Linked DNA regions of Homo sapiens: region 1 is linked to region 2. Evidence: chromatin loops called from intact Hi-C (ENCODE). Cell type or tissue: endothelial cell of umbilical vein. All regions are shown on one strand. Links, peaks and the distances in the headings refer to the core of each region. The heading gives the core; the rest is flanking DNA. Region 1 holds the start of TMEM174 (transmembrane protein 174). Region 2 overlaps FCHO2 (FCH and mu domain containing endocytic adaptor 2).

Region 1 (16,292 bases), core at 8,293-16,292, 87 kb after region 2:
ATTTTCTGCTGCTATAAAGGAATACATGAGGCTGAGTCATTTATAAAGAGAAGTTTATTTGGCTTATAATTTTGATGACTGGGCATCTGCCTCTGGTGAGGGCCTCAGGCTGCTCTCACTCATGATGGAAGACGGGGAGCTCATGTGTGCAGAGATCACATGGCAGGAGGGGAAGCAAGAAAAACAGTGGGGAGGCACCAGGCTCTTTTAACAACCAGCTTTACAGGGAACTAATAGGGTGAGAAGTCACCCCCAAAAAAGGGCATTATTCTATTCATCAGGGATCCCCTCATGACCCAAACACTTCCCATCAGGCCAATTTCCAACAGTAGGGATCAAAGCTCAACATGAGTTTTGGAGGAGACAAACATTCAAATCATCGCAGCTGGGGAAAAAAATCTAAAGATTATCAGGACACCCAGGAAACTGCCTACCCAACCAACCTCAGCAGACACCAGCCTCGCTCGAGAACACAGGCAGATCACTTGCCTGCCAGTGCCTGCCCTTCATGGATGAGCAATTTTAAAAACACTTTAGGAAAACAGATTGTCCTCCTGCACTACCACTAAATCAAATAGCCTACTTTCCTGTTCTGAGATTAATCATCTGTAAAACAGAGGCCTTGCTTCTCACCAGGATATCAGAAAGTTCAAGCAAGAATACGGTGTAAAGACACAGAATCCATACTCCATACAGCAATGATCGCCACCGCCACCTACAATATTCTTGTTACTGTTTTGTTTTGTTTTTTTGAGATAGGGTCTCACTCTGTCACCCAGGCTGGAGGGTGGTGGCATGATCATAGCTCATTGACACCTCGATCTCTCAGGCTCAAGTGATTCTCCACCTTACCTCTCAAGTAGCTGAGACTACAGGCTGCACCACCATGCCTGGCTAATTTTTATATATTTTTTTTTGTAGAGGTGGGGTTTTGCCATGTCCTCAGGCTGGTCTTGAACTCCTGGGCTCAAGCGATCCACTTGCTTCAGCCTCCCAAATTATTGGGATCACAGGTGTGAACCACCACCCCCAGGCTCTTGTTATTCTTGAAATAAAATAAAATCTGAAGAATGAGGGGACAGTTTTGATTTTCAACAAGATCCATCCTGTAGCTAATAATAGTATAGTCATGATTCAACCACCCTGTCATTTTATTGTAAAAGTTGAATATAACCTTGAGGCTGCCATGGTCCAACACAATTCAAGTAAATATAACAGGTGAGTAGATAATTCCTATAATTGAGATTTCCCCCAAATATTCCCCCTAAATGACTTATAGACACCTGATGCTCATTTAAGTAGAGAATCTATTCTTAGGGTCGAGGTTCCGCGTCTGCTCCATCCAGGTCCTTACTGTGCAAGGATCCTCTTGCCGCATGTCCTTGAGGGGGTGGGGCCAAGTGGCATAGGTCACCCCATCCTCGTTGCTACTCCCTGCAGGTCTGCAACTGTGGCCCTCTGAAGGTACAGAGCTGCGCAGGGTGTGCATTTCTGACCGTAGTCACCCCTTGCCATGACATCTGCCTACTTTCACTGATCTAGCCCTAAAGACTGGAGGAATATCATGGAGGATGTTCCCGCCTTGTGCTGGACACCAGGACAGGTCTAGCACCTGGGTTTCTCAGAAGGCTTCCCAGCAGACTATGCATCCTGACCCTGTGTTCCTCTCACATCCACGTGGACCCATGAACCACCTTCCTCTGGAGTCTGATTTTGTCATCCGGACCTTTTCTGATTTTGTTGATCATCTCAGGATTGCCAGGTAGTGGTGGCCACTGACAGGGTCCTACAGTGCAGAGAAGAATGTCCAGGTCCCTTCTTGTGGCTTCTCTCTTTTCTCCCCAACCCCTCTTTCCTGAACCCCCACCTCCTGTGGTGCACCAGCGTAGGGGAGGCCACATGGTGCCATTTTTACCTAAATGTTTAGGAAGACATTCTTTTGAATTTTGGAAATCTTGAAGGGTTTTGAGACATGTATTTGCAAGTAAAACATGCAGGTTCCTGTTTTTCCATGTCACCCAAGCTTGTGGCTTTGTTTTGTTTTATTTTGCTTTTTATGTGCTATAAGTTGTTGAAATATTTTGGGGCTTTTTTGTTATCAGAGAACCTGGTAGTGTTCTGTCTGTAGTCTGATCCAAGTGAATATGGCCAATAGATTACCCTGCAGGATCACAGCACAAGCAGACAGATCTTTGAAACATGGGTTTGCCACTCTACCAAACTTTTGAAAAAAGACATTTAATCACACACACACAGCTTCCACAAAGCAATTTACTTCCAACCACAATGTGTTCAATCAAACGATTTGTTCAGAACTATATGACCACGCTTAGTTTCACTTCCCACCGCAGGTCTCTGATAACCTCTGAAAACTCTGTTTTTGTGGTTATACTGTCATTCATTATTCATCTTTTTAAACTATAATCATTTCAAAATTACAATTTTTAACGGGGAATGTGGATTGGTGGTTAAAAACAGGAAGCTTGATGTCTAAGTCTGAAAAGCAGTGAAAATATGTAAGAAACTCAGAAAAATTCAGAACCTGCCATTATTGTTGATTGTGACAGAGTGTTACCACCTGAGGACTCACTGAAAACTTGCCAGTAAAGAAGGATGAGGTTACTAACCAGCCACAAGTGAATGGGTATATAAACATGGTTGATCTAAAATCTTGGACTATATTTGGATGTTCACATGGACGAAAATTCAAGCAGTATCACAGACTGAACAGTGAAAAGTAAATCTCCCTCTGCAGAAGATTGTATTTTCCAAAGAGAAAGATGGTAATATTTCCTCTCCCAAGTGTTCTTCTGCAATGTGACCTTGACATTCCAACTATAGAAAGGAAGAATCGAATTCCCTTCCCTTTGTATCTGGGTTGGTTTAGTGACTTGCTTGAGCAATAGAATGAAATGAGAGTGATATTCTGGGACTGCCAAAGCCAGGTCATAAGACGCCTCACAGCTTCCACCTGGGACCCCAGGAGTACTTGCTCCTAAGACACTTCCTCTTGAAACCCAGTCCCCTGGCCGGGAGAAACCACATGGAAAGACACAGGTGAGTGCTCTGGTTGATGAGCCAGCGAAGCTCCTAGCATCAGCTGTCAGTCACATGAGTGAACCATCTTGATGTCCCACTCAGGTGAGCTTCTAGGTTCTGGCAGCCCTTGCTGACTGCCTGACAAAACTCAGCCAAGCCACATAACTGTTTTAAGCCACAAAATTGGGAGTGGATTGTTATATAGCAATAGATAACTGGAACACCCTCTCAGTTCTTCTGTCAAATTTATTTCATATTCTTTCAATGACATTTTATGCACAGACATTCAATGATGTGTATGTCTTTCCCCTTGCAAATAATGGCATAATAAGCACACTACAGTACTCACTCTGCTTTCTTTTTCAACCAATAACACATCTTAGAGATTATTCCATACCTGTGTATGTACAGCTGACTTGCTCTTTAACAGTGGAAGAGAACCTTATATTTTACCACCATAAGTTATTTAGCCAGTCCACTACTGATGGACATGTAGGGTTCCCCATCCCTGTACTTTGTTAGTACAGATAGTGATTCATTGTCTATTCTGCTAAAGTATCCTTTTGTAAGGTGTCTATTGTAAGTATGTAGGTTACATTCCTAGAAGATGTTTGTAGCTTCTTTAATTCTGTTGTACGTACATTTTGAATTTTAGTAAATATTGCCAAGCCCCCCAAAAAGAGGTTGTGTCAAGTTATACTCTTCCCCACTCAGATTTAAAGCTGTTTTCCCAGTGACTTGCCAAAACAATGCATTCATAAAGTTTTAAAAATGGTTTACCCTAGATTCTTATTCAAATTATGGATTTTATTGTGGAGAAGAAAATGAGCTTAAACTTTGATATCTATTTGATATCTTTGTATTGCTTGTTTGAGAAACTTCCAGCTATAATTGAATCACTCATTCTTGTCAAAATATTAAAAACTAAAATTGTATGAATTTGGGAAAGATGACATGAGCTACTAGGTAAAAAGGTGAGTTGAAGAAAAATAATTTTTTTTTTTTAGATAGAGTCTTGCTGGGTTGCCCGGGCTGGAGTGCAGTGGTGCAATCTTGGCTCACTGTAGCCTCCACCTCCTGGGTTCAAACAATTCTCCTGCCTCAGACTCCTGAGTATCTGGGATTACAGGCACCCAGCACCACACCTGGCTAATTTTCCTGTATTTTTAGTGGAGACAGGGTTTCACCATTTTGGCCAGGATGGTCTCGAACTCATGACCTCAAGTGATTTGCCTGCCTCGGCCTCCCAAAGTGCTGGGATTACAGATGTGAGCCACTGCACTGGGCCAGAAAAATCAAGTTTAATGAGATTTCATTTTTATGAGATGTGTGAACCTGCAGAAGTAAAAAATATCTGGAAGTAGATATACAAAGTGTTAGTAAGAAGCACAGTCCTTCCTAATTATAAACCACAGTCCATCTAGCAAACGAAACATTGCCTGCAATTTCCTGAAAGGTCACTGTCACAAATGCTTTGGAAGGAGGTGGCACTGCTCTCCAGACATGGCTGAAGAAAAACTTAGGTCAAAACAGGCAGTCTAAACCAAAAAGGGTGCTCTTATTTAAAAAAATCTGAATGTGCTAAAAAGCCATATATAAATAATTAGTGAGAGATTAAAATTTAAATTTGAGTAAATATTGCCAACCTCCCAAAAAATTAATTTTGAACATTTTGATAAAAGCACAGACCGAAGGGATGTAACCATTTTACAGGTCTTTGTTCTATTTATGCAAAATGAATTTAGGTCAATTTGCTTAAAGACTAATTTGCTAAATGACCGATTGATTAACTTAAATTTTTTAAAAAGTATTTAATTTTAGTTGACAAGTTTTCTTTTTTCTTTTTCTTTTTTTTTTTTTTTTTTTGAGATGGAGTCTCGCTTTGCCGCCCAAGCTGGAGTGCAGTGAGGCGAATCCCCTGTCTCAGCCTCCTGAGTAGCTGGGATTACAGGCGCGTGCCACCATGCCTGGCTAATTTTTGTATTTTTAGTAGAGATGGGGTTTCACCATCTGGGCCGGGCTGGTTCTTGAACTCCCAATCTCAGGTGATCCACCCACTTCAGCCTCCCAAACTGCTGGGATTACAGGCGTGAGCCATCACCCCTGGCCTAGTGGACCAGTTTTCATTTGTCATTGTGAACTGCATCTTAAGACATGTCATTTAATCTCTGATTCAGTCAGTTCCTTTTATTTGCTGCAATTGGAGAACAAGGATCAGAGCTGGGGGAGCCCTAAGGGAGACAGCTCCCATTGATAATGCTTGTGAAGACGTGCCCAGAGCTTGATCAGATAAAATAACTGGTACAAATAGTTCAATAAGATGGGGTCCTAAGGTTTCTTCAGTAGCCATTGCATCCATTGAGAACACCACCACAAAGAATTGGCCTCTGGATTTCCTTACTTAAGGGAATTAAGTAGCAGGAAGCTTTGTCAAAAAGGAAATAGCACATTGAATATATGCATTCTCAACAAATTAAAATAATTTCCTTTGTCATGGACCCCAAAGAAAAAAATGATTAATAACTTTGAAAACTTACCAGCCAGATTTTCTGAATTCAGGATTGAATTATTATTTTCTATATTTTTTCTGAGAAGTTGTGAATAATGTAAATTATCATTTTCATTTTTCTTTCTTTCCTTTTTTTTTTTTTGAGACAAAGTCTCACTCTGTTGCCCAAGTTGGAGTGCAGTGGCATGATCTCAGCTCACTGCAACCTCCATCTCCCGGGCTCAAGTGATTCTCCTGCCTCAGCCTCTCGAGTAGCTGGGACTACAGGCACGCACCACCATGCCCGGCTAATTTTTATTTTTATTATTTTTAGTAGAGACAGGGTTTCACTATGTTGGCCGGGTTGGTCTTGAACTCCTGACCTCAAGCCATCTGCCCACCTCGGCCTCCCAAAGTGCTGGGATTATAGGCATGAGCCACCGCACCCAGCCTATTATTTCCATTTTTCAAAGAAGGTATGTTCCACCCAGTACAAAGGGTAAAATTCTGGATAAAGCAAATGAATTAATAGCTCACCTTAATAACAAAGGTTGCTCACAAAGTTGGCTTGGTTAACAAATGTTTTTCAAGTTTCTATGCTAAATATTCTCAAACAACAATTGCAAGGGAAAACCATGTGTTTTTATTACATGTGACACCCTAACAGTAAAAATGAAGTTTGAGAATTAAAGGAAGAGCCTTACTTGACCACTGAGACTATCAGCCATTTGAGACCATTTAATTATACTGTACTGATAAAAAGTTTGGCATTAGTGTTAAAAGAATTTCTCTTATTTTCACCAAAGAAATTCCTGGATGGTATCATCTTTTATCTGATGCTTTTCTCTGGAAGGAGTAGTTATGAATCTCCTCGCTTAAGTTCTAGATTAATTGGACTATGTTTACACATGGGTGGTAGCATTGTGATTGAAAAGGGCACTTGGTTAAATGGAGCTCCTTTCTACTTCCTTCTTTTACGTGGCTGCTGCGTTAAGATGGTAAGATGGCTGAGCCTTTTGGCAGGTAGAAGGAGACCCAATCATCTTTTATGTCATCTCCCATTCTCCTCCACATATCTCTGTCCTCAGAGAGTCTGCATGCCCTGGCCCTCTCTGGTTATCACTTTTCCTATGCTTCTTTGAGGTCATGTTCAAGTTTAGGGGAGGCCTCCAGCCTTGACCATGCGCTCTAGCCAAGCTTACCTGAGTTCTGTGCATGGGGGCATTCTCTACAGCTCAAGCCCTATAGCAGTAAATTTGTTCTGTGCTTCTGTGCCTCTGTCTCCCATGGGGAAGTCATGGGGAGTGGTAGGGTGGGTGGCAGGATTTGGGTATTTCTTGGTCCCTGGCCATACCATCTCATTGCCACCTTTCCTGTTATTAGCCTGAAGTAGCTATCAAAGCAGGGCAAAACTACTTCCTTTAATGGGACTTTTGCTCCTAGAAGTGTTGAGATATCAGGCATAGAGAAATTGTCTAGCCATTAGACAAATTTCCCAAGTCTATATATTTAATGCAATAACACCTCACCACTACCCTAGGGGTTCTCACTCTTCAATCTGCCCAAGAATCATCTGGGGAACTTATAATACAAGTTCAGATTTATGTGCCTCACATCCAGGGTTTTTGATTCACTCATTGCCAATAGTGCTGAAAATCTGCGTTTCTAACAAGTACCACAAATTGTTATGATGTGGAAAATATTACTTCATTGAAACAGGTAGGAAACTCACCTTTTTATTTTGTCTTGGCAGTAAATCTTTTTAATATTCAAAAAAATTAAAAAGAATCCCCATAGAGCAGGGAGGGGAATGAAAAATTCAAAGGGCTTTTAAGATAAAACACAAAAATTCAGACTGCTGGTGGGTTATCAACTCCTATCCCCAGCAATCTGAAAAATAATTAGACAGTGTCTTCAGAAATGTCATATGTCTGACAGGAACAGCACAGGAGCCACCAAGCATTTTTAGAGAATGAAGCCACAATGAGACTCTAATATGCCACCTGGGTTCCATTTCAGCTCTGCCACTCTCTAATTTTCCCTCCATTTCTGCTTCAGATAGAATCCACTCATGAAAACAGAAACACAGCAGTGATTTTTAATGGTGAAATTAATCTGGGGTATTGGTTAAACAGATAGTAGAAGATTGAAAAGACAAAAGAGAAACATTGATGTAATAGGAAGAAGCCACCACTTCTAGGGCTGAGGAATCAATGCAAAGCAGTTAGGGTATCAGGGCTTAGAGCTTGGGGGAGAGACCCCTAGGGCTGGGACTGAGACCTCTCAGGAGGGCACTGTCCAGCTGGTGCTAGTACCTCTGAAGGGTACAATGAGAGTGGGGATATGGGGACAGACTGGAAACTGGACCCAATTGTGACTACCACAAGAAGCGTTGCTGGGTGAAATAACAGAAATAGCAAGCAAAACAGAAAACAGCAAATCCCTTCTCCCTCCTTCCACCTTGTAGCCTCCCTCTAATGCCTCCTGTGGCAATGCCTAATAGCAAGCCAGGTGAAATGTGGCTTGTGGAGTCCCAGCCCCATCACTACAAAACACAGTAGAGAAGGATGGATTTGGACCTGAGGGACAATAGCTTGATAACTACCACCATCTACCCCTTTGGCTACTCAGCATCCACACACAGCCTTCTATACATTATTTGCACTTGTATCCACAAACAAAAACCACTTTGTGCTTTGCATAACAAGATGAAACTGGTGTCCAAATAAAGATGCCCTCATCCTCTCCTTGAAATGGGAGATACAAACTTCCAAGAATCATTCATGCGTTCATCTCTGGGCAATGTTCATTCTTCTCAAATTTGGCCACAATCCCATCTGGATAAAGACTAAATTGTAAAGTTAACCACAGACAACAATATTTATGTAAAATAATAAGGGGAAGGAGGAAAGGCAGAAAAAGAAATTGATTTGTATACACAAATAAATATATACATAACAATTAAGGAAGAAGCTATGCAGAGCTGCTACCACGTTTATTCCTGCAATTGGCCATGAGTCCCTAGTTGATATTTGTAACTTTTTTCTTCCACTACTTAGTCCCTGTTTCCTTTGCCCTCATCAAGGCCTCAGTTGATCGGTTCTTTACCTGGTGGAGTGACGCAAGCTTTCTTTTTGGAAGAATCTGAATCCACAATGGTCCTGTGTGTCGGTCATTACAATTTTCCTTTAACTTTTATTATTGGGCATAAAAATATGAAGAGAGGTCCCAGAGAGTCCCTAGGTTCTAAATATAGTCCTTTCTGCTCCCATGATGTTGTAGCATCCTAGTTTCCTCTTGGTAATAAAGAGCAAGTATCCTGGCCAGGAAAGCAACCCCTTCTTTGCTTGCTGGTTCAGGGTCATGAGAAGCTCAGAATGGCCAAGTGGCAGTGTCACTTTTCTATTGTTGTGTCCCTTGGTACACAACAGTAAGACTAAGACCTCCCAGGTCAAAGTTGAAAGACAGTCAGAAAAAATAATGTGAGTAGATTATCAGGTGTGATAGTGAGAGGAGTCACTCCTACTTTCTCTCCTTAATTTCTAGACCCATGTATTCTGACAATGAAAGAAACAATGCTGTATATTGCTTGCTGGTTTAAAGTATGTACTTTATCCTGGAGATGAAATGACATCTATGGCGGATGCTGTGGAACACTGCTCAGATCCACCTTAAGACTGAGGCATTTATTCCCCCAACTACCAGAAGTGTTGCCTGCTGACCGTTCATACTACACTCCTCTCTGGGCATTTTCCTCAGCAGGAAAGAAGGCCGCCTTGACCAAGATTATGTCCCCTTCTTGGTGGCAACCTGCATCCAGTCGCTGGCCGATACGGGAATACAAAGGCCTGGCACCTTAACTTCAATTTGGAACAATTCTGAAGCAGCATTCAAGCTCCAGGAAGACCTAAGCATTCAGCTGAAGCCTATGTTGCAACTGCATCATAGTTCAACTTTTCCCTTTGTGCAATTTGGCTACCCTCACTCCCATTAGGCATTGTTTCCTAGAGCATTCTCCAACAAATCTATGGCATTCAAGTGACCCCCTCAGCATCTCTTTCTAGGGAACCTACCCAAGATGCTATCTAATCAGGGTGATATCTCCTTACTGGTGCTATAACTGAACCTTCAGTAAGCCATTCTACCATTCTTTTGGGCTAGCTGCTTCTGGATGATAGAGGATGTAATTATAGCAATGAATTTTATGAGCATAGGATCATTGCTGTACTTCTTTTGCTGTGAACTAAGTTCTTTGATCAGGAGCAACGTTTTGCAGAATACCATCATGGTGAATATAGCATTCTGCACACCATATACGATGATGCTGGTAGAAGTATTAAAGTGAGGGAGGGCAAATCCATAACCCAGAATATGTGTTTAGTTGAGTAAGGACAAATTGCTGCCCCTCCTGGAAGGAGTCCACCATGATCCAGCTGCCATCAGATATTTGGCTGTGATCTTCAGGGAATAGTGCCACACTGAGGACTCAGCATTGGTCTCTGCTTTTGGTAGGTTAGGTACTCAACAGTGATGGTAGCCAGATTAGCTACTAGTTTTAAGCTCATGCATCGCCTTCATGCTTTCATCATGGTAGCCTGCATCCTGTGTACATGGGCTTATCAAGGAAACACTGATGTCTGGGGGAAAAGACTGACTGATATCCACAGAATACACCAGCTTGTTCACCTGACTGGTAGAGCCTCCTTTGCAGTGGATGCCCTTGGGTGAGTGTTCACAGGGAACACAACTATCTTTACACTCTGTGCCCACTTTGAGATATCCTTATACTTGTTCACCATACTTCCTGTTACTCACATTCCAATCTTGTTCTTTCTGAGTCCTTGAAACCTAGGACACCACTCACCTCTGCCTATGAACCAACATCGATTGTATTATTGGCCATCTCTCAGCTCAGACAACATGGACAACCAAATGTCCTGCTTGAAGTTCTGCTCGCTAGGATTTCCATTCTACCCTATTTCTAGCATCTTTCAGGGACACTCCTGATGGGTGTCATAATGCTTCAGCAGTCCACTGTTGTGCAGAATAACGTATACACAAGACCTAAGATTTTTTCTCCTCAGTCATCTAGCTGGGAAGAGCTCCCTACTAGGCCATAGGTTTGGATTGTAGGAGAAGATGCCACACAGTAAGAGTAAGTGTAAGGCTCTGAACCGCCTGTTTATGTAGTTACTTGTAATTCTAGACCTGCTCATGTCCAAGTTCTTAAATACCATTTTTACTTGATAATGAATCACTGCTGTGCATGCTCAAACTTACAGTTGTGTGGGTCAGATATGCTCAGGTCATGATTGGCAGCTCAGGGGTCATTCAGTGTCCTAGGGTGATGCAGGGCCCAGTAGCCAGGGCCCAGTAAAGAATCATGAGCTGTGTCTCAAAAGAAGAATAGCTGCCTGCAGAAGCAGCATGGATTTTCTCTAAAACCCTGGAGGCCTGCGCTGTGGTTTTATCTATGATTACTCTGTACAGCATCACTACTTACCATAGATACTTTAAGTATCATTGTCTATTAGGGTTCTCCAGAGAAACTGAACCAATCGCATGTAGATATAGATACTGTTCCATGGTAAGCAGGTTTATGCAAACCTATCCTCAAAGGCCATGGAAGCTAAGAGGCTGAGGAAAGAGGCTGACAAATCCAGTTTCTCAGAAAGGAACATATAATAGGGACTTAAGAACAGAGGCCATGCTCCTGGAAGCCATGAGACAAGATGGTGGATCCTATACCATTACTCACCAGACCCAGAGCTTACATACCTCAGGGAAAGGGTATGTATGCTTCAGAAGGGATGTGTAGAACAATTGCTTAAGGTCAGGATTTATGGTAAGTACTATAACATTAAAGTTGTTTTGATCTAAGGGCAGGGCTTACAGTAAGTACATGCTCTCATGCAAGGAACAGTAGATAAAACAGACTTTTTTTTTTACTATACTTTAAGTGTTAGGGTACATGTGCACAACGTGCAGGTTAGTTACATATGTATACATGTGCCATGTTGGTGTGCTGCACCCAGTAACTCGTCATTTAACATTAGGTATATCTCCAAATGCTATCCCTCCCCCCTCCCCCCACCCCAAAACAGGCCCTGGTGTGTGATGTTCCCCTTCCAAAACAGGCATTTTAAAGGCATTCCTGGAACGAGTTAGACAGCAGTGAACACGGTGGGTTAGCATCTAAGAGGGAGTGGCTGTAGCCTCCACAGATGTATAGCTATATAGAAAGATATCTATTTAAATTTTGTTGACTTTTGGTGATGTCAGCCCTGTAAATATAGGATACAAGTTTCTTTTAGGACCACCACAGAAACTCTCTGGTTCTCTGACTGTGACTTGAGCTGAATTTAAAGACCTGAGCTTGTTACTTTTCCTTTTATAAGTATTGCAGGGCATTCTGAAGTGGCCATCTCCATCCCACAGAACTTGCAGTTCATCATTATTGTCATAGTGATTAAGTGTAGCAGCCAGTTGGTCCCCAAGGCATTTGCTCCAATAGGCAATTTTTCACAACCTACTACAGGTGCTATTTTTATTAGTTTTGATGCCACTTCATGCCATGATCTACTAATATCCCATGTTTCATTGATGAGGACTCAGCATTGTATTTGAGGCCAAGAATATGACCAAATCAATTCCAGAATCCCATCTTCACAGGTATGTTTCCTAACCCCACTGTGAATACGACATATCAGTCAGAATCACTTAGGGAAACAGAAACTATACCAGTTATTTTAATAGAGAGAATTTGGTATAGGAAATTAGTTTAACAGATACTGGAGGATTGAAAAGGCAAAAAATAAACACTAAGAACACTTAGACTTAGTGAAAGCAGGCTGGGGGAACAAAAGGAAGAGGTTGGGCTTATATTAGAAATCAGAAGCTTGGATAAGGGCCCTTGTGGAGCTGGGATGCAGCTCTCTGAGTAGAAAACGTCCTTCAGCTAATGCTGGCATCTCAGGAGCTTGGACAAAGAACAGTGGCTGGTGTTGGTTTCCCTGAAGGGGCACAGTGAGGCTGATTGGAGGGCAGGAGGAGGGTTCTGGAAACTGGAACTGTTACTGCCAGGAAGAAGAACTGTTGTTGGAGTGACACTGACAGTAACAGCAAGCAAAATAGAAACTGCTAAGTGCCTTCTCCTTTCTCCCACCTTGAAGTCTCCCTGTAGCACCCCCTATTGGCAAAGCCTAACTGGAGCAGCCTGGGAAAGGAAAAGTGTGCTTTGAGAGTCTGAGACAAAGAGAAGTTTAGAAAGGTGGGTTTGGAGCTGAGTCACCATAGCTTAATAATCAGCATAGTTTTCTTGACTGTAACCTGGTTGTTAAAAGAATGAAATTATGTCACCTATATTAAATGTATAGAATTACACCTGGTACATAGTAAGTATTCAATAAATGTTTCCCCTTCACTCATCAATTGAGATGATCGTGTGTTGTTTTTTCCCCTTCATTCTGTGAATATACTGCATCACATAGATTGATTTTTGTACGTTGAACCAGCCTTGCCTTCCACTTGGTCATGGCATATAGTCCTTTGAATATGCTATTGAATTCAGTTGGTTAGCTTTAAAAAAAAATTGCTATTTACCATCTAGACAGAGGTGGGGCTTTTGGAAGAAGCAGCTGAGTCAAACGGACCTTGAAAATGTAATTGGAGAACTTTCTGATCTTTCTGCTCTGAAAGCAGTTCCAGTTTGCATTCATGAGCTGTCTAAAGGAGGGTGATCTGTTTCCTCTACTCTCTCAGGCTTCCCAGTTATTCTTAGTGGATATAGCTAAAGGCAAATGGAAAACATAAATTGAGTGATTTAGAAGACAGTTTTGAGATCCTAGCTTTTTTCTAAATGTCAGGGATTGTTTTGACTGTTAACTTAGGAGTTAAGAACCTGAAAATAATGGCAGGCTAACTTACCAGAAATTTATAGTTAAAGAGAAAATCTGGCTTTCCTGGATCTCTGATCTAGCTCAGTGGGAAAAAGGGCAGCCTGTTCCTATAGCAACTCCACTCCAGCCTTGCTGCTCCAAGGCACATCCAGGAAGATACCTCAGGGGTCACCTGCTTGCTTTTCCATCTGTTTGGCAGTGAAGTAGGAGATTACAAGCCTTGTCCTGTAGCAGGGAGAGGCATTTTCATGGGGAAAAATGTCCTTTGGTCTCCTAGAAGCATTTAAGGTTAACCTGGGGTTGGGTTTCCTAAGATTTCTTGATGATGAATCACCTGAGGTCCTTCCCTTGGATATTTGGTTCTGTTGGTCTGAAATGGGAGCTCACATTTTGTCCTTTAAAAAAGTGGCCCATGTGATTTCTTTGTCAAGGGAAGTTTAGGAAGCCCTGCCTTAGGGCAAGACGGCAGCCCTCTCAATTCTGCAAAAGGAGCTAATATAATATTTAATTACTGCAGAGAGCATCGGCTTGAATAAAATCTGTCTAGGAAGGAAAGAAGGCTACAGTTATTAATCAGTGGAGGAAGAAACTCATGGGGCTGTTTGGAAGTTTTGCAGTCATGAATGACAGATAATGTTATTGAAAATTAAACTGTCTTCTCTACATCAACTTGGGTTTGGTTGTAAAACATAGTAGGTTCCAAAACACAGCTGGTTGTTTCACCTTGAAGACCAGGAACTGTGTGGCCACCATGGAGGGAGGGTCCGAAGCATGTGTCCTAGTGAGCCAGGTCATATCTGATGCTTATTCAACCACTGGCAGTGATGCAGTGCATAAAAAGGTTTCCTATGACGTTGTTCCTCTCCCAAAGCTGGAATTACTCCCCAAACGCAGAAAGCAAAAGGCATGTGGGGCTGGCCAGAAAAGAACAGGATCTCAGGGCTTTGTGAGAACTGTTATTAAAGTTTAAGTATCATCACAGCTAGGGGTTCTTGAAGTAGATAGGAATACACACGCAGTCAAGAAATAGGTGTCTGTCTATTCCTAATGAACTGAACCACTAGGTAAATCAGGTTAGACTCCTGTGCATGTGTGGATATATCAAGGGCCCCATTCACTGCTGGAGACCCTTGAGGGAGCTCTGCCATTTCTACAAAGTTGGGTAGGACAAAAACAGGGTCTTATGGCAGCGTCTTAAATTGCTATAGAAGAGTACCTCCTGGGGCCAAGGCAGGAGGAGCACTTGAGTCCAGGAGTTTTGAGACCAGCCTGGTCAACATAATGAGACCCTATCTCTACAAAAAATTTTAAAAATTGGCTGAGCATTGTGATGTGTGCCTGTAGTCCTGGCTACTGGAGAGGATGAGGTGGGAGGATCGCTTGACCCAGGAGGTTGAGGCTGCAGTGAGCTATCATTGTGCCACTGCATTCCAGCTGGGTGACAGAGTGAGACCCACACCCTAAAAAAACAAAACAAAACAAAAAAAAGAAAAGAAAAGAAAAAGAAAGAGAAAGATGGGCTCAATAAGTTAATTTTTGAATGTGTGAATGAATGAATGTGAATTAGAGAGACAGCTTGTCATTGACTTGCAAAACAGAGACCTCCACTTGTTGACAATACATGAGAAAACTTCAGGCTTCATTTCTCAGACCTTTATTCTTCTAAACAAGGTCCAGCCCTCTGTGTGTTACACCCTGTTAAGCACAAGCCCTAAGTTCTTCTATAACTAATTTGGACCTGTGATTCCTTGGTTCTCACAATCCTCTCCACTCTAAGAAGCAGGGTGAGCCCACAAGGAGCAATGGAGCAGGGCAGCGGCCGCTTGGAGGACTTCCCTGTCAATGTGTTCTCCGTCACTCCTTACACACCCAGCACCGCTGACATCCAGGTGTCCGATGATGACAAGGCGGGGGCCACCTTGCTCTTCTCAGGCATCTTTCTGGGACTGGTGGGGATCACATTCACTGTCATGGGCTGGATCAAATACCAAGGTGTCTCCCACTTTGAATGGACCCAGCTCCTTGGGCCCGTCCTGCTGTCAGTTGGGGTGACATTCATCCTGATTGCTGTGTGCAAGTTCAAAATGCTCTCCTGCCAGTTGTGCAAAGAAAGTGAGGAAAGGGTCCCGGACTCGGAACAGACACCAGGAGGACCATCATTTGTTTTCACTGGCATCAACCAACCCATCACCTTCCATGGGGCCACTGTGGTGCAGTACATCCCTCCTCCTTATGGTTCTCCAGAGCCTATGGGGATAAATACCAGCTACCTGCAGTCTGTGGTGAGCCCCTGCGGCCTCATAACCTCTGGAGGGGCAGCAGCCGCCATGTCAAGTCCTCCTCAATACTACACCATCTACCCTCAAGATAACTCTGCATTTGTGGTTGATGAGGGCTGCCTTTCTTTCACGGACGGTGGAAATCACAGGTATGGCGTGTCTACTGGGGGAATGCACTCCTTCTAGCCATCTCCGTCATGATCTGTGGCTGTTTGGTCCATGAATAAGGTGTTGGGAGACTGTGAATCTCTTCTTAGCCTGTTGCCCACGATGGCAGCCTTGGTTCTGTGAATGGTGCTTTGGACCATAATGTACCTGTGTTTTCTGCTCACATTTCAGGCCCAATCCTGATGTTGACCAGCTAGAAGAGACACAGCTGGAAGAGGAGGCCTGTGCCTGCTTCTCTCCTCCCCCTTATGAAGAAATATACTCTCTCCCTCGCTAGAGGCTATTCTGATATAATAACACAATGCTCAGCTCAGGGAGCAAGTGTTTCCGTCATTGTTACCTGACAACCGTGGTGTTCTATGTTGTAACCTTCAGAAGTTACAGCAGCGCCCAGGCAGCCTGACAGAGATCATTCAAGGG
Region 2 (16,444 bases), core at 5,660-13,659:
CTTGATTCCCTGCCAACAGTCATTTTTCCCTTCAATCTAGGATTTACTCTGTGTTCAGAGAGATCTTACTACATAAAAGCCTAATAATGTTTCTCTCAAACATTATCAGTGGTTTCTAGTGACAAAAGGATAAAATTAAAGGTCTTTCATACCCTAATCTGGATCATGAGCACTTTTCCAGCCTCATCTTTGTGTCTTTTTGTCACTCCAGCCTCTCCCTCACATTTTTTGTTTTGCTTCTGCTTTGCAAAACTAGTACTTGTGCTTCAAAAAGGCACCATTTTTTTTAAATGTCCCCCTAGCAAAGTGCCTGGCACATGGTGGTTAATACATAGTAGCTGTTGTGATTTCATGAATAACTTTTTAACTGTGAAGAAGCTTCTAAATACAAATTCCTTCAAAATCTAGAATACCAAGCTAACAGAGTATCTTTTTTCACTATTTATAGCATCTCAGATTTAGTTGTGAGGCAGAAAAAGCCAGTACTGATTTTTATCAGAATTAATATTTACGGTATCTCAGAGGTAATTCATTGTTTCACTACAGGAGTCGCATCTGAAATAAAAATGTCTGATGGCTGTTAATGTTGTGTAACATATAAGGAAAGCATATATTCAAATTTCAGAGATAAGTGTTGACCTAGATTATTTATTTTTTTCACTAAGGATGAATAATTATAACAAACTCTCATATATTTTTATAAAATTGCATTTTATTTATTAAATGAAATGCTCCCACTTTGGAAAATCAGTAGCAGTAGCAGTAAGGCACGCAGTGGTAAGAAGAGTGCGTTTGTGAAGAAAAACAAAGGCAATGCACTATTTTGAGGGGATACTTCACTTAGGTTACATTTAAAACAATAAACAGAAACCTGAACACTTGCATAAATTTGTTTACATTTTAATTTTGCTCTGTAGACACTGATCTTTCTCTGATTTGACTCTAAAAGGTGTCTTATCTGAGTGAACTTTGGCCAGGGTTTTTTTTTTTTAAATAATGTTATTAGTCAAGTATTTATTAGTCAAATATTGAGGCAAAGTAATGTGGGAATACAATACAAGCATCAGACAAAGAGGAGGTTAAAGAGAATTATAATAATAATGAGTAGTGTATGAAACATTACTACTTGGATAGAAAAACTTAAATACAAAAATCCTAAATTGGCCTTAAATAATGCCCTGAAGTATATGATTGATAGAACCTGGAGGAATTTGGTATTTGAATGTTTTTGAAGCCAATATTTTTGAAATTTTAGCTGTTTAGTCAAGGGCTTTTTTATTCTGACATTCCTTAACCATTCTGTCTTTCCATTTAAAAGAAATGTCTGTGTGACATGTCTTCCTGGTTTTTTTTTGTCCTTTGTATTAATGCTCCAGTTTGTTTTATACTATATTTCTTAGCCCCCAGATTTATCATGGGACATCACTGAAACCAGTGGTAGGGTCGTTTGTGACAGCCTAACAATGTGAATCTAACTATCTTGATATTTAATTTATGTCTTTCTGAAGGATTTAACAAGTTAATTGTGTATATTCTAGGTGTGTCACGGGGTCCCAGCCCTGTCAGCCTTGGAAATCAGGATACCTTACCTGTGGCAGTTGCCCTTACAGAATCTGTTAATGCCTACTTTAAAGGAGCAGATCCCACCAAGTTAGTTTTTAAAATATATGCATGTATGTGTATGTATGTGTGTTGGGTGGAGGAGGTGGTGGGGCTTGGTGGTAAATTTTAAGAATTACATTTTGATTCTGTGTAGATTACAGTTTTCTGTTGTTTATTTACCTGCTTTTTTGCTATCTAAGGTAGTCATTTGATGATTGCATTCAATGTACATTCATTCATCAAATACTTGAGCACCTATTATTTCTAAGACTCTGTTACATGTGCACTGAGGATACTTTAGTAAACAAAAGAGTTCTCTCCTGAGCTTGCATTATAGTGAGGGAAAACTAAATATCAAAGAAACAGCTGTATGTATTGGATATTGATACACGCTATGAAGAAAAATAAACCAGGGTTAGAGGCTAGAGAATAACATTAGATAGAGGGCTACTATTTTAGATAGAATGATCAGGGTAAACTTTTTTGAGGTTAATTTAAGCAGGTAGTTGAAAGACATGGAGGAGCAAGCCATGCAGATATCTGAGGAAAGTATTCCAGGAAGAGGGAACCAGTGAGTGTAAGATACCAAGGTAAAAGCATATTTGGTATATTCAAGAAACAGCAAGCAAAACCATGTCACTGAGTAGGAGTAAACAGGAGAGTACTTGAAGATGAGTCCGGAGAGGTATGAGACCAGGTTAGGCATTGTAGGCCATGATAAAGAATTTGGAATTTATTTTGAGTAACATGGAAAGCCAGTGGAGGCTTTGAGCAGAGGAATGATGAAATTACATGTGTTTTCAGAGGAGCGCTGGTTGCTGTATGGAGAATAAACTGGGGGCAGAGGGTGCGGTGGGCAGTCAGAATTGATGCAGAGAGAAAGTTAGAAAATTAATTACAGAAGTCCAGGTGAGAGATAATGGTGGCTTGTATAAGGGTATTAGCAGAGCAGGTGATGAGTAGTAATGAGATTCTGAATATATTTTGAGAACAGAATTGTCAAGATTTGTTGGAGGCAAAATGCTAAGTTTGAAGTTTAAGACATCTTAGTGGAAATGTTGAATTGATACTTGGATACATGATTCTGGAGTTCAAGGGGTAAGTCTAGGCTAGAGATAAAATACTTGGTAGTGTAATTAGTTTGTAGATAATACTCAAAATTAGTGGCCTTAAGGAATAGATGGAAAAGAGATCTGAAAACTAAGTCTTGATTCCCTCCAGTGTTTAGAAAACAGGAAGATGAGAATGATTTAACAAAGGAATTTGAGAGAGCAAGCAGCAAGAGAGGTGAGGAGAGAACCAATAGACCCGTGTCTAGAAACTAAGTGAATAAATCATTTCTTGAAGGCAGGTGTGAACCTGTATCTGATGCTGCTTGACAGGTCAAGAAAAATTGACCATTGACAATAATTGGTGACATTCACAAGAAGGATTTTAGTGGCATAGTGGAGATGAAAGTATGCTTTGAGAGTGTTCAGGAGCCGAAGGTGATGCAGTCTAGACAACTATATTTGGAAAGAACAAATGCAGTTATTTCAGGATGTTTTGGTCTAAGTGGGAGCAGAGAAATGGAATGGTAGCAGGAGTGAGGTGGTGGAATCAAAGGAGGGTTTTATTTATTTTCATTTTTGTGTTTTTTAAAAGATGATATATATTTCAGCATGTCTGCCTGCTGATGGGAAAGATCCATTATTTATGGAAAAACAGGACTTGCAGAAAAAAGAGGGAACAATCACATGAATGAAGTCCTTCAGTATATAAGAGCAGATGAGTTCCAGTGCAGAATTGCTGGGATTGGCCTGAGGTGCAGAAATTGATTATCTGTTGAAACAGTATGGACTGCAGAATATATGGATAAAAAGTTAGGTAGATTTACTAGTGAGAGTATGAGGAAGTTATTTTTTTATTTCCTCAGTGAAATGAAGAGCACAGTCATCAGCTAAGAGTTGGGGGAAGGACTATTGCAGGTTAGAGATAAAAGGGGAAGCTAGGAAAAGACCAAAAGAAGAATAAATAGACTTGGGAAATGTGATAGGATTACCAAAGGGGTCCAGTTGAGAGTTTTGGCTATGTAGTTATATGTTTCAAAGGAAGAAAGAATAGAGGGTTGGAAGAAGCAATGAGGAGCAAGGGCCTCCTTGCTACCATCACCATCACCAGGCCCAGTGCTTTTTGGGGTTTGGGAGGGAAAAATAGCCACAACTAGGTATAGCGTTATGAGGAAAGCAATATCCTTCCAGGGAGGGAATGGTTATCACAAAAAAGTGAAGGAATATTATCAGTGTGCTTGCATTTGTGTTTAGAGTTTAATTCCAGGAAAAGATGATGCTAGATGAGTATACTATTTCATGTATATAATTTTTAAAAATTAAATTGAAAAAATAATCTATAGTTATGATAAAGGATATAGATATACACACATATAGGTGCGTGTGTGTGTGCGCACGTGCACGCGTGTGCCTTTTTAAACCAAATACTTTAAATAGAGATTAGAGCATTTTATTTAAACACTTTTCAAAATCCCTGTTTTAGGTGTATTGTGAAGATCACTGGTGATATGACAATGTCATTTCCAAGTGGAATTATTAAAGTCTTCACCAGCAATCCAACTCCAGCTGTGTTGTGCTTCAGGGTGAAAAATATCAGCAGACTAGAGCAGATTCTTCCAAATGCACAGCTTGTGTTCAGGTTTGTGTACTTTTTGTTTTGAAGGTTGAAATTTCGTTTTAAGATTTTCTTTCCTGCTGTGCACAGTGGCTCACGCCTGTAATCCCAGCAGTTTGGGAGGCTGAGGCAGGTGGATTGCTTGAGCCCAGTTGTTCAAAACCAGCCTGAGCAATGTGGCAAAACCCCATCTCTACCAAAAAAACAAAAAACAAAAAACAAGAACAAAAATTAGCTGGGCATGATGGTGCGTTCCTGTAGTCCCAGCTACTCAGGAGGCTGAGGTGGGAGAATCGCTTGAGCCTAGGAGGCAGAGGTTGCAGTGAGCCAAGATCGTGTCACTGCACTCCAGCCTTGGTGACAGAGCTAGACCCTGTCTCAAAAAAAAATGTTTTCCCCCTTCTTCTTTGAAATAATAATATTCAATTTGAAAACCATACCAAAATTATTCTTACTAAACACCTTTCTGCTGTCTTTTTATTTTGTTTTCAGTGGTGCTAATAGTTATTTTAAGATTCTTTTCTCTCTCTCCATCTTATCTTTCAAGCAAGCTTCTCCTGTGTTCCATTCTTCATCCCCTGATCTAATTTTCCTTCATCCCACCTCTTGGTTTATTTCTACTAGTTTTTCCTGTGTCACCAAATTACTACACAGAGGCAAAACATAAAGATAAGTCAATAAAATAACAAATATATTTTTTATATATGTAGTGATCCATCACAATGTGATTCCAACACAAAAGATTTTTGGATGAACATGCAAGCTGTTACAGTCTACCTCAAGAAGCTGTCAGAGCAAAATCCAGCTGCTTCTTATTATAATGTAGATGTATTAAAGTATCAGGTGAGTGTCACGACATTGCAAAAATTCTAAATTAAAATATTAAAAAATGGAATCTAGCATATAAATGAATAAGTATGTCATAGCCAAGTGAGTTTTTTCCCAGAAATTCAAGGATGTTTTGAAATTAGAAAATCTGTTTATAAGCCAGTGGAGATTTTGACCAGTTTGGTAAAATTCACCATTTATTCATGATTAAAATACTGAGTAAATTTAAATGCATAAATTTGTCCTTAAGCTGAAAAGACTAGCAGTATCAGTCTTAACAATGAAACTCCCAAAGTAATCAATTAAAGTTAGGAATGGCAAAGATGCCCATTAGTAGATCCTGTTAGTATATAAGAGTTTTCTGGATGTGTTAGCCAGTACAGTCAGGTAAGAGAACAAAATAAGCATTAATAAATACTGGGAAAGAGGAATCAAAATTATTATTGCTTACAGGTGATATATTCCTCTCACGAGAACCAATTGAAGAACTATTTGACATAAGGACATTTAATATAGGTGGTCAGTTTAGTAATTAATACCAAAATTAATAACTTTCAAAACCAATTACAAAAACTAGTGGAGAAAAATATTCACAAAGAACAATTAGGAAGAAACACAACACAATCTCTAGTGACTTGAATATGGAAAGATTCATGCTGTAGAAGTTTAGCTGTTTCTCAGTTAACTTATACATCTAATATAATACTGATCAGAAACCCAGTAGAGTTACGTCTTTGTGTTTGGAGGCTTGACAATCATTTTCACGTTTCTCTAGAAGAATAAAGCTTACAAGAATAAGTCAAGAATTTTTTATTTTAAAGAGATGGAGTCCCATTCTCTTGCTCAGAATGGAGTAGAGTAGCATGATCACATTTCACTGCAGCCTCAAACTCCTGGGCTCAAGCAGTCTTCCAGCCTTAGCCTCCCGAGTGACTGGGACTAAAGGCACAAACCACCGCTCCTGGCAAGAAATGTTTTAAACAGTAAAGTGGAGTAATGTTTTAGCTTTAATGGGAAAGCTTAGTATAGACAGTATTTAAAATAGTTTGGAACTAACGCAGCAGTAGATGGCCAGATGAAGGAATAGATTAGAGTATCCAGAAATAGATCTAAGAATAAATGGAAAATTGTTTATACGACATAGTAGCATTTCAAGGCAATGTGGACGTGATGAATTTTTCAAAAAATGATGTTGAGGATAGCAAGCTAGACACTTGAGAAAAAAATTAAGGTGAATCCCTGTTAGACTTTTAGCCAAAGTAAAATCCATGTGTATCAAAGGTTTAATAATAATAATAAAAGATACCATACCATAAAGGTACTAAAATAAAGGCATGGGTGAAGATACAGTTGACCCTTAAACAAAAAGGATCTATAAACTATGCAGGTCCACTTATACGAGGATTCTTTTTAACCAAACACCAATTGAAAATGCAATGATTGTGGATGCAAAACTCATGTATAAACAGAGGGCCAACTTTTTCTATATGTGGGTCCCACAGGGCCAACTATGTTTCTTGAGTATGCACAGATTAGTATATACACAGGGGTCCTGGAACCCACCCTCCCAAGTATGCTGAGGAACAACTGTATATGTATTTCTCTGTGTGTGTATATATGTAATACATATTTATTACATATTTTAATCTTGAAGTACAGAAGACCTAAGTATGATATGAAACCCAGAAGCCATGTAAGAAGAGAATGAGATATTTGATAAATAAATGTGTGTGTTTATAAAATATTTTGTTAAACCTTTAAACACAATCAGTATTTAATCTGTGGGAAAAGTATTTACGACACATAAGATGAACCACAGGGCTTACCCCAAAGAGCCCTTGTAAATTTGTAAGCAACATGTGAATAACTCAATAGACAAATAACCTATGGAAAGATGCTTCATGTCAGTAGTAATGAGAGCAGTCAATACTAAGATAACAATGAGGTGTCAGTTTTAGCCCATCAGATTTACAAAAATGAAAGTTCGCTTTATCCAGTATTAAGAAGGTTATGATCACTTGTTAATAGGATGCAAGTAAAACCTCTTAGAAGGCAATTCTGTTAGATTGTTGAAAGATGTAACCTTTAATTCAACAATTCCACTTCCAGAAATCATCAGAAATACACAGTTGGATGAAGATAAGGCATAAAGGATATTCGCTGTAGCATTGTTTAGAAAGCACCTAAGTACATACACATCAGCAGAGGAGGAAATTAATTACTATAGCCATTAAAAAGAATGACATGGATCTATGTTTGCATATGCCTGAAGAGTCTGGAAGGATATATGCCAGGATTCCAAGGGATAAATTTCCTACTTTATATTTCTCTATTTTTTTAGTTTTTAATAGGGTAATTTTATTAAAATGGCTTGTTTCTAGAAAAATACTTAAAGAACAAAAAAGTGCTGCCACTTAAATTGACTTAAAGTTTCTTACAGGTGTTCATTTATTCAACAGATGTGTATTATTCAGTGCATGTAATTGCTGGGAGTAGGACAGGGAGACAGTAAAGATCAGTAATATTCTATGGGCTGGACTTTGTTGCTCTGGTCTATAATCCCAGTACTTTGAGAGGCTGAGGCGAGAAGATTGCTTGAGCCCAGGAGTTCAAGACCAGTCTGGGCAATAAAAAGAAACCCCATCTCTACAAAAAATGTAAAATTCTCTGGGTGTGATGGCACAAGCCTGTAGTCCTAGCTAGTACAGAGGCTGAGGAGGGAGGATTGCTCGAGCCCAGGAGGTTGAGGCTGCAGTGAGCCATGAGCATGCCACTACACTCCAGCCTGGGCAACAGAGTGAGACCCTGCCTCAAAATAATAATCATAATATTCTATGTTAGAAAATGAGTGGTATGGAAAAAAGAAAAAGTATAGACTAAGGTAAGGAAGATTGAAAATACAGTTTTCAGTGTAAATTTAAACAGAGCAGTCAGAGTAGGTCTCCTTAAAAAGGAGCCATTGGACAAGGAGCTTAAGAATTTGAAGGAATTATAACATTTACTGTGAGTCATGTGATTAAACATTTGAAGTTGGAAGCATTCTAATTCCAACTTGTGGTACTACGTGGTGACCTTTTTTCTCGTGTTCTAAATCTGAATTCTTATAATGTATGAAGAATCTTTGAATTCTGTGTTGAATGTTGGAAGATTCGCAAACTTTACACGCATAATTAAGAATTCCTTCATAAAATGCTGATTTCTGGGCCCTGTCCCTAAGCTGTTGAATCAGATTTTCTGCAGTTGGAGCTAAGGGAATGTGTGTTATAAACAAGCACCACAGCAATTTTGATGTAAGTAGTAGTAGGTCCCCACATTGAGAATGATCCTTACTCCTTTGAGATAGGTCTGCTTCACTCTGCCAACAGATAGTCCCCTCATTAGATATTTTTGATTTTGTGGACTTACATGTTCAAGTGTCCATGTCATTAACATGACTTCTTAACTTTTCAGGCCAAAAACAATTGTTTGTTCTTTTCTCTTTAAAGGTATCATCAAATGGTATTCAGTCCACTCCTCTGAATCTTGCAACATACTGGAAATGTAGTGCTAGCACCACAGATCTTAGAGTGGATTATAAATACAATCCAGAAGCTATGGTGGCACCTAGTGTGCTTTCCAACATACAGGTGGTGGTACCAGTGGATGGAGGAGTAACGAACATGCAGTCCCTTCCCCCTGCAATATGGTAAATTAAACATACGTTTCTGAATTCCCACTAAATTTTTGTTGCAATCCCCAACTTCTAGAACCCAAGTTCTGTAAGTTTTCTTAGAAGTTTGAAAAATTTTTGTGCCTTTTTCCATAGAAACCACGCTGTAAAAGATGCAGTTCATTTTACTAGTCAAACCATAGTAACCTTAATCAAAAATAAACAAAACTAGTTTTGCTCTAAGTACCACCCAGACTTCAATGATTCCATACTAACTTTACCATTAGGCAGAGTGCTTGACCTCTCTAAACTTCTTTTTTTTTTTTTTTCATTTAAAAAATACAAATATTTTATGGATTAAATATAGCATCTGGCAAGTCTATAGGAACAGGAACACCTATCTAATTAGTGTTTAATAGTATTAGTTACTGCCATCTCTTAGCAACTTCTCCTGTCCCCTCTGTTAGTATTAGTATAGACTCTAACCGCTCTTTATAGTTACTTCATCATTTAATAACATGTGTCTTCCTTGACTAATGAAGGTACTGATCCCTATACACATTCCATTTTACTTTCTCTGACCAATAGGAATGAGAAGAATTACATAATTTGGTAAACTTCCATTAATTGAAAAAGATACAGCATTATGTTTATACTATATCATAAACACATTTTCACCAGTTAATACTACTTAAACTTAGCAATATATTTGTTGTAGTGAAAATATTTAAAATACACTTATTTATTGAGGTCCCATTCATGTATCAGGTACTATACTAGACACAAAACCTGAAGATATCTGTTCTTATTGCAGGAATGCAGAACAAATGAAAGCCTTTTGGAAATTGTCTAGTATTTCAGAAAAATCAGAAAATGGAGGTAAGTGTGTGTGTCCTTTTTTATTTATAAAATGATGTCACTGAAAATTGATTTTTTTTTTTTTTTTAAAACAGAGTCTAGCTTTGTTGCCAGGCTGGAGTGCAGTAACACAATCTCAGCTCACTGCAACCTCCGCCTGCTGGGTTCAAGCGATTCTCCTGCCTCAGACTCCTGAGTAGCTGGGATTACAGGCACGTGCCACCACACCCAACTAATTTTTGTTTGTTTGTTTTTTTTTTTAGTAGAAACAGGGTTTCACTATGTTACCCAGGATGGTCTCGATCTCCTGACCTCGTGATCTGCCCACCTCGGCCTCCCAAAGTGCTGGGATTACAGGCGTGAGCCACTGCGCCTGGCCATGGGTGCACCGTTCCTGGAAGCACTGCAATACCTTTTTTAAGGGAAAGTTTATGTAAAGTTTCCTCCTGGAATTTCATGCCCTCAGTTCTAGAAATGACCACTAGGTGGAAGTTAATACCTTTAGAATGGACCAGCTGAGATTCAGAACACATTTGTTCATCTAGATTGAGTATGTGTTCTCTATAAGAAAAAATTTATTTTGCCATAACTTTATAAATATTATGTAAATACTTCTTATATTTACATGCTAACATTAAGAAACTATACCTAGTAAATTTAAAGAAATAGAACTCTATGTTCCATGTAGGTAACCTGATAACTAATTGAAACTGATTTAACACAGTTTAGTTCATTCTGTTAACGGGATTCTCCTGACCTCCCAGAAATCATGTAGACGCTTCCAGGCTTTAAAAAGCCCCTTGCCGTCCCGGCACAGTGGCTCACGCTTGTAATCCCAGCACTTTGGTAGGCCGAGGTGGGTGGATCACTTGAAGTCAGGAGTTCAAGACCAGCCTGGCCAACATGGTGAAACCCCATCTGTTTTAAAAATACAAAAATTAGCTGGGCGTCATGGTGCACGCCTGTAATTCCAGCTATTCAGGGGACTTAAGCATGAGAATCACTTGAACCCAAGGAGGCGGAGGTTGCAGTGAGCTGAGATGGTGCCCCTGCTCTCCAGCCTGGGTGACAGAGTGAGACTCTGTCTCAAAAAAAAAAAAAAAAAAAAGCCCCCTTGCCTTCTGCAGTTCTCTAAAAGAACCTTTTTCCTGTCCATTTCCCCCTATTAAAGCTAACTATCAGCAGCATTCAATTTTCTGATGATTATTTTAAGGAGAAGCAAGTTATGCTTCTCTCACTAAGTACATCTGTTTGTGTTCATAATGCCAAGGAAAAGGCTGTCCTAGCTGATCACTTCTATAACTCAACTTACAATAAGGATGTAATTCTTGGGACAGCCAAGTCTTTAACATAGTCTTATTTTCTCTTAATCAAAAGAGAATTCTTCTGCCTTCTTTTGAATGCATAATTTTAGTCTACAATAACTTTTCTGCTTGTTTTTTTAGGGTTTGGTTTTGTTTTGTTTTGTTTTGTTTTTTTGAGACAGAGCCTTGCTCTGTTGCCCACTCTGGAGTGCAGCGGCATGATCTTGGCTCACTGCAACCTCTGCCTCCCAGGTTCAAGCAATTCTCCTGCCTCAGCCTCCCGAGTAGCTGGGATTACAGGCACCTACCACCACATCCAGCTAATTTTTGTATTTTTAGTAGAGACAGGGTTTCGCCATGTTGGCCAGGCTGGTCTTGAACTCCTGACCTCAGTTGATCTGCCAGCCTCAGCCTCCCAAAGTGCTGGGATTACAGGCATGAGCCACCATGCTCAGCCTAGTCTCCAATAACTCCTCTATTTGATAGGTTTTTTGGCTTTTCAAATGTTGCTGAGCTTTTTCTTTTTGAATATTTTGAGCATAATATAAAACATATCAGTAGCTTTTCTCATAGATATTTCTGTAGAAAGGACCGTAAATATGTCTGTGTTGTTTATTCATTTACACCTGCCATGCAGAATAAGACTTTTACTGGAGAGCCATACATTGGGTGAAATAACCAAGCAAATCTTCAGTTTCTTTTTTGCTGTTTGGTACTTATAGGTTGCCCACTTTCAGCTGGCCAACTGCATTGACTTTAACCCTAGCTATTAATATATAGCTTTTTGTGAGCCAAGCTGAAATTCCTAGTTTAAATTGAAGTAAACCAGCAATCCTGTTTGCATTAAGGGCTTATAACCAGTTTAGAAGGACAAAAGGATCTTTTTCCCCAATATAATGAAACTATACTATTGTAAATAATTAACAAGAAAGAAATTTGTTCTCTCAAAAATAAGACACAGGCTGGGTGCAGTGGCTCATGCCTGTAATCCCAGCACTTTGGGAGGCCAAGGCAGGTAGATCGTGAGGTCAAGAGATCGAGACCATCCTGGCCAACATGGTGAAACCCTGTCTCTACTAAAAATACAAAAATTAGCTGGATGTAGTGGCACGTGCCTGTAGTGTCAGCTACTCGGGAGGCTGAGGCAGGAGAATTGTTTGAACACGGGAGGTGGAGGTTGCAGTGAGCCAACATCGCACCACTGCCCTCCAGCCTGGCGCAGAGACTCCGTCTCAAAAAATAAAAAAATGAGATACAAATTTTCTAACCAGATTTTAAGTTTCCCTCTGCTATTCAGGTATCAGGTGTTTCTGTGAGGAAATGGAAAAATCTTATAAATGTGGTTTTTGATGTGGTTAGTCAAGCCTTTGAAAAGAATATCCAAGGCCAGGCATGGTGGCTCATTCCTGCAATCCCAGCACTTTGGGAGGCTGAGGCAGGTGGATCACTTGAGGCCAGGAGTTGGAGACCAGCCTAGACAATGTGGCAAAACCCTGCCTCTACTAAAAATACAAAAATTAACCAAGTGTGGTGGCACGTGCCTGTAGTCCCAGTTACTCAGGAGGCTGAGGCACGAGTCTAGCTTGAACCTGGGAGGCAGAGGTTTCAGTGAGCCAAGATTGCACCACTGTATTCCAGCTTGGGCCTTAGAGGGAGACTCTGTCTCAAAAAATAAATAAATAAATAAATAAATAAATAAATAAATAAATAAATAAATAAGAATGCTGTAAAATAGGCTGGGCACGGTGGCTCACACCTGAAATCCCAGCACTTTGGGAGGCTGAGGCGGGTGGATCATGAGGTCAGGAATTCAAGACCAGCCTGGCCAATATGGTGAAACCCTGTCTCTACTAAAAATACAGAATTAGCCAGGCATGGTGGTGTGCGCCTGTAATCCCAGATACTCAGGAGGCTGAGGCAGGAGAATCGCTTGAACCCAGGAGGCGGAGGTTGCAGTGAGCCAAGATCGTGCCACTGCACTCCAGCCTAGGCAACAGAGTGAGAGACTCTGTCTCAAAAAAAAAAAACACAAAAAATTCTGTAAAATAGAAATCTGTTTTCTGTTGCTGACTGTGTACTCAGAAGAGGGACAGGAAATATTTCTAAGGTGATTGTCAAGGTTGTTGCTCTTGGTCTATGGTAGAACTTTTGCACAACCAAATTGGTTATCAAGAATTGTAAAAGTTTGAGGGCCTGGATAGTAATTAAGAATAAGGCAGCAGTTCATCTCCACTACTGATCTATGCCTCCAGGCATAATAATACAAGTTGGATCAATGTTGTGACATCCTATTCTCCATTTCTCTGTGTAGTGTTAAGCTTCTGTGCAGGGGATCACAGGATCTTACTGCTAGTACCTAGCATTTCTGTCCATTTGCTCTATCCAGAAACCTGGGAACCCTCCTAGACTCCTCCTTTCTCATTTCTTGATTCCAACTCCTAAATATCTTTCAAATAACTTTCTTAATATCTTTCCTTTTTATTAGCCCTAGTTCAGATCCCCCTTTCCTATCATCTAGAGTCCTAAACTGTTTTGACTTGCAGTTGGTCTCCCAACCTTGCATCTTGTGCTTCTCTTCCCTTTTGAGACACTAATCTGAAATGTTCTTGTCTTCCTTATCTTTGGTGACTTCCCATGGTTACATCATGAATTTCTTACCATGGCCTGGCCCATGCTACCACTCTAGTCTCATCTGCCACTCCCCTCTACCTGTATCCTGTTCTCCTGCTAATCTGATATAGATGCTATTTCGTTAAATGCATCATGCTCTGTCTCTGTATCTTTGGTAACTTCTGCCTAAAATACACACCATCATCCCCACCACCATTTATAATTTTCAGCTGAGATAGGTGCTTTTGTGCCTGTAGCTCCTCAGAGCTCCTTTACAGCATTTATAATATTCATTATAATTATTGGTTTACTGTTCCTGCCATTCCATTAGACTGAAGTATACTGAATAAATGGTGATGATACTAGAAACAAAACACCTCAGAAATACCTACTTGGCATTATGTTAGACCAGTAAAACTTTAAAAAGAAAAGTGAATAGAAAATAGCAATGTTATACAACTCTTCCCAACCGTAGTTACCTTTCCATCTTTACTTCTTCTACTACTCAGTAGTCATTTCTTTTTTAACTTTATGCCACCTATATCCCTCCTAGGGTTTTTCTCTGGGCTGTCCTCAGTTACTTCCTTCTTCTCTTTTGACTCGCCTCAACATGCATATAGCATAGGAGTCCAGTAGTTAACATCTCTGAAGATTAGTATTGAGTCAAAGAAAAGCATGGGTTATTTACTTAATGAAAATTGATATTCACTAAAAAATATGAGATTTGGAAACAGGATAATAGTTTGTTTACTGTGCACATCTAATGAATGTAGCACAGGACTGATGTAGTTTAGCTTACTTGCTCATTTGATTCTATTTTGTTTGAAATGTATTTTACCCTGTGTAAGTGCTTTATTCTTTTCTTTGTAGGTTCTGGGTCCCTCCGAGCAAAATTTGATCTTTCAGAAGGACCTAGTAAACCCACGACACTTGCAGTACAATTCCTCAGCGAGGGAAGTACCCTTTCAGGAGTAGATTTCGAACTTGTGGGCACTGGCTATAGGCTTTCCTTAATAAAGAAGCGGTTTGCTACTGGTAAGTTAGGAGATTTCAAACTTTTTAATGTACATGGGAAACATTTGTATTCTAACAGTTATTAAAAAACTGTCAAGCAATTTATAATCTAAAGACATGGAAATTTTTTCTTTAACCCTTGGTACAAGGTGCCAGGTAGAGACACACCTGGGAGAGAGTTCTTACGGTCAGTATAGCTGAACACCTGTTATCTGATTCTAATGTACTGTAAATAGCAGATGGGAACTAGAGTTTTGTATTGGTAACCACAGTGGAAAATGTCCTTAGAGTGCATTTGAAATTGTAATTGCAAAGGTCTGCTTGGCGTTTTTCAGGACGATACCTGGCGGATTGTTGATGGACCTGGGAAAGTGATGTGGCTTCAGGGATTACAAACCTGCCATTCTGCATTATCTGTTCTTTCCAAACACTATTTTAACTTGTATGATGTCTTTCAAACTTAGACATATTTGAGAGCTGACTACAAACATTAAATCGCACTTTTAAAGTGAGTCATTGAAATAAATAGTACTGAAATGATTCTCTATGTTGTAAATGATCAACTACAATATTCAGGAAGCACATTTATTCAGATTCTCAGTAAAAATGAAGTTTTTGTAGGATTAATTTTTAAATTATTTCCAGTGTCTATGTTGAAAAAAAGGGTTATAGTGTAATATCAGGCCTAAAGTTTCAGAAGAGCAAGCACAAAGTAATTTAGCTTTCCATACATTTTTAGAGTCAGAGATAACTTTGAAATTTCATAAGTTTGATATTCAGTGGATACAAATAGAACATGAATTCTAAGTTTTGGGTAATGTTAACTCAGAACACTTAATCAAATTGAGCTATGTGCCATAAGGTAATCAGACCAGAGTCCAAGTTGTATGCAAAAAATCTATAATTTGATTCTCATAAACATATTAATAAAGTATAAGTGATGTTTTATATGATTTTTAAAAAAAATTCTCAAGTGCAATGTGTTTTAAAATAAGCTTGCAAATGACAGCAGAGACATTTACTTCTGCAGTTAGTTAACTTTATAGGAGTTGTGATTTTTTTGATGAATTAATGCTGTAGATTTAATTTATTTTTATATGGAATTGCATAATGTGTGCCTTTTAAAACAATAACAAAAACCAGAGATGTGCCTATACAATTTGTGTTCATTAATGTGCCTCACTTTTTTTCTCAGTCTGAATCTTCTGTTCAGAATCTTACAGTGATCAAGCATTTTTATAAGATATTTGCAATTTTTGTAAATATTTTTGGCCTGCAACTGGGAAGGGGATTCAGAGTCATAAAGCCTAACTTAAGAATCCTGGCTCACTTCTTTGGTGATACACTGTAGCCACTAGAAAGAGAAATAAACCCAATGGCATGTGTTTACAGGAAGAAAGATTACCTTCAGATACTTGACATTAACCTCATCAAAAGTGTGTGAATTTTAAAACAAATTCTAAAAAAACTATAGTGCTAAATTGGTAACTGGTATTTTAACTCTCAATTTAGCATTTTCCTTGATACTTTATCATTGAAAATTTATGCATTTATTTACTGATTGTGTTGTGAACATGAGTTTTATGGTATTTTGTGAGGGATGCATTTTTTAAAAGATTAATTTTGGAAACAGAAGGAGAAGCACTGCCATTTGTTTTTATTTCAACAATTGGAAAAATTACCAATTTGTACATTTTAATTATTCAATTTCTACTTTGTAAAAATAGGGAAATTATTTGAAGTGATATATTTGGTTAAACATTTCTAAAAATAAACTACCAATACTAAATAGTAAGAAACCTAACTTTAGTAGCAAATCTTGATTAATTGAAGAAATAAAATATTTCGGATAAGGTTTCATAATTTACAAATGGGAATTTCATTTATAATAATAAATATGAGTGTCCTTTATTTG

What was found. Hi-C counts contacts between places; a loop is a spot of excess contacts. Peaks named below come from ENCODE experiments on the same cell type or tissue, not always from the same donor. Only the 100,000 strongest peaks of a DNase experiment are listed, where the experiment ranks them.
Region 1: it touches region 2 in a loop (9-fold over the local background); 5 of 110 quality-filtered maps call a loop at or near these places.

What each region holds. Positions count from the first base shown.
Region 1 is chr5:73,158,017-73,174,308 of GRCh38, forward strand. It overlaps TMEM174 (transmembrane protein 174), which reads left to right and starts at 15,177. Exons shown (of 2, transcript NM_153217.3): 1 at 15,177-15,853; 2 at 16,044-16,292. The coding sequence starts at 15,228. The coding sequence ends at 16,149. In endothelial cell of umbilical vein, for the core only: a CTCF peak has its summit at 12,727 (motif pointing left); a DNase peak (open chromatin) is centred at 12,715; H3K27me3 peaks cover 1,356 bases.
Region 2 is chr5:73,073,204-73,089,647 of GRCh38, forward strand. It overlaps FCHO2 (FCH and mu domain containing endocytic adaptor 2), which reads left to right. Exons shown (of 26, transcript NM_138782.3): 20 at 1,539-1,650; 21 at 4,135-4,290; 22 at 4,977-5,109; 23 at 8,580-8,779; 24 at 9,558-9,622; 25 at 14,386-14,550; 26 at 14,865-16,444. The coding sequence ends at 14,887. Among named protein-coding and RNA genes, the nearest start is that of TMEM171, 39 kb to the right of the region's middle. In endothelial cell of umbilical vein, for the core only: a CTCF peak has its summit at 10,085 (motif pointing right); a DNase peak (open chromatin) is centred at 10,098.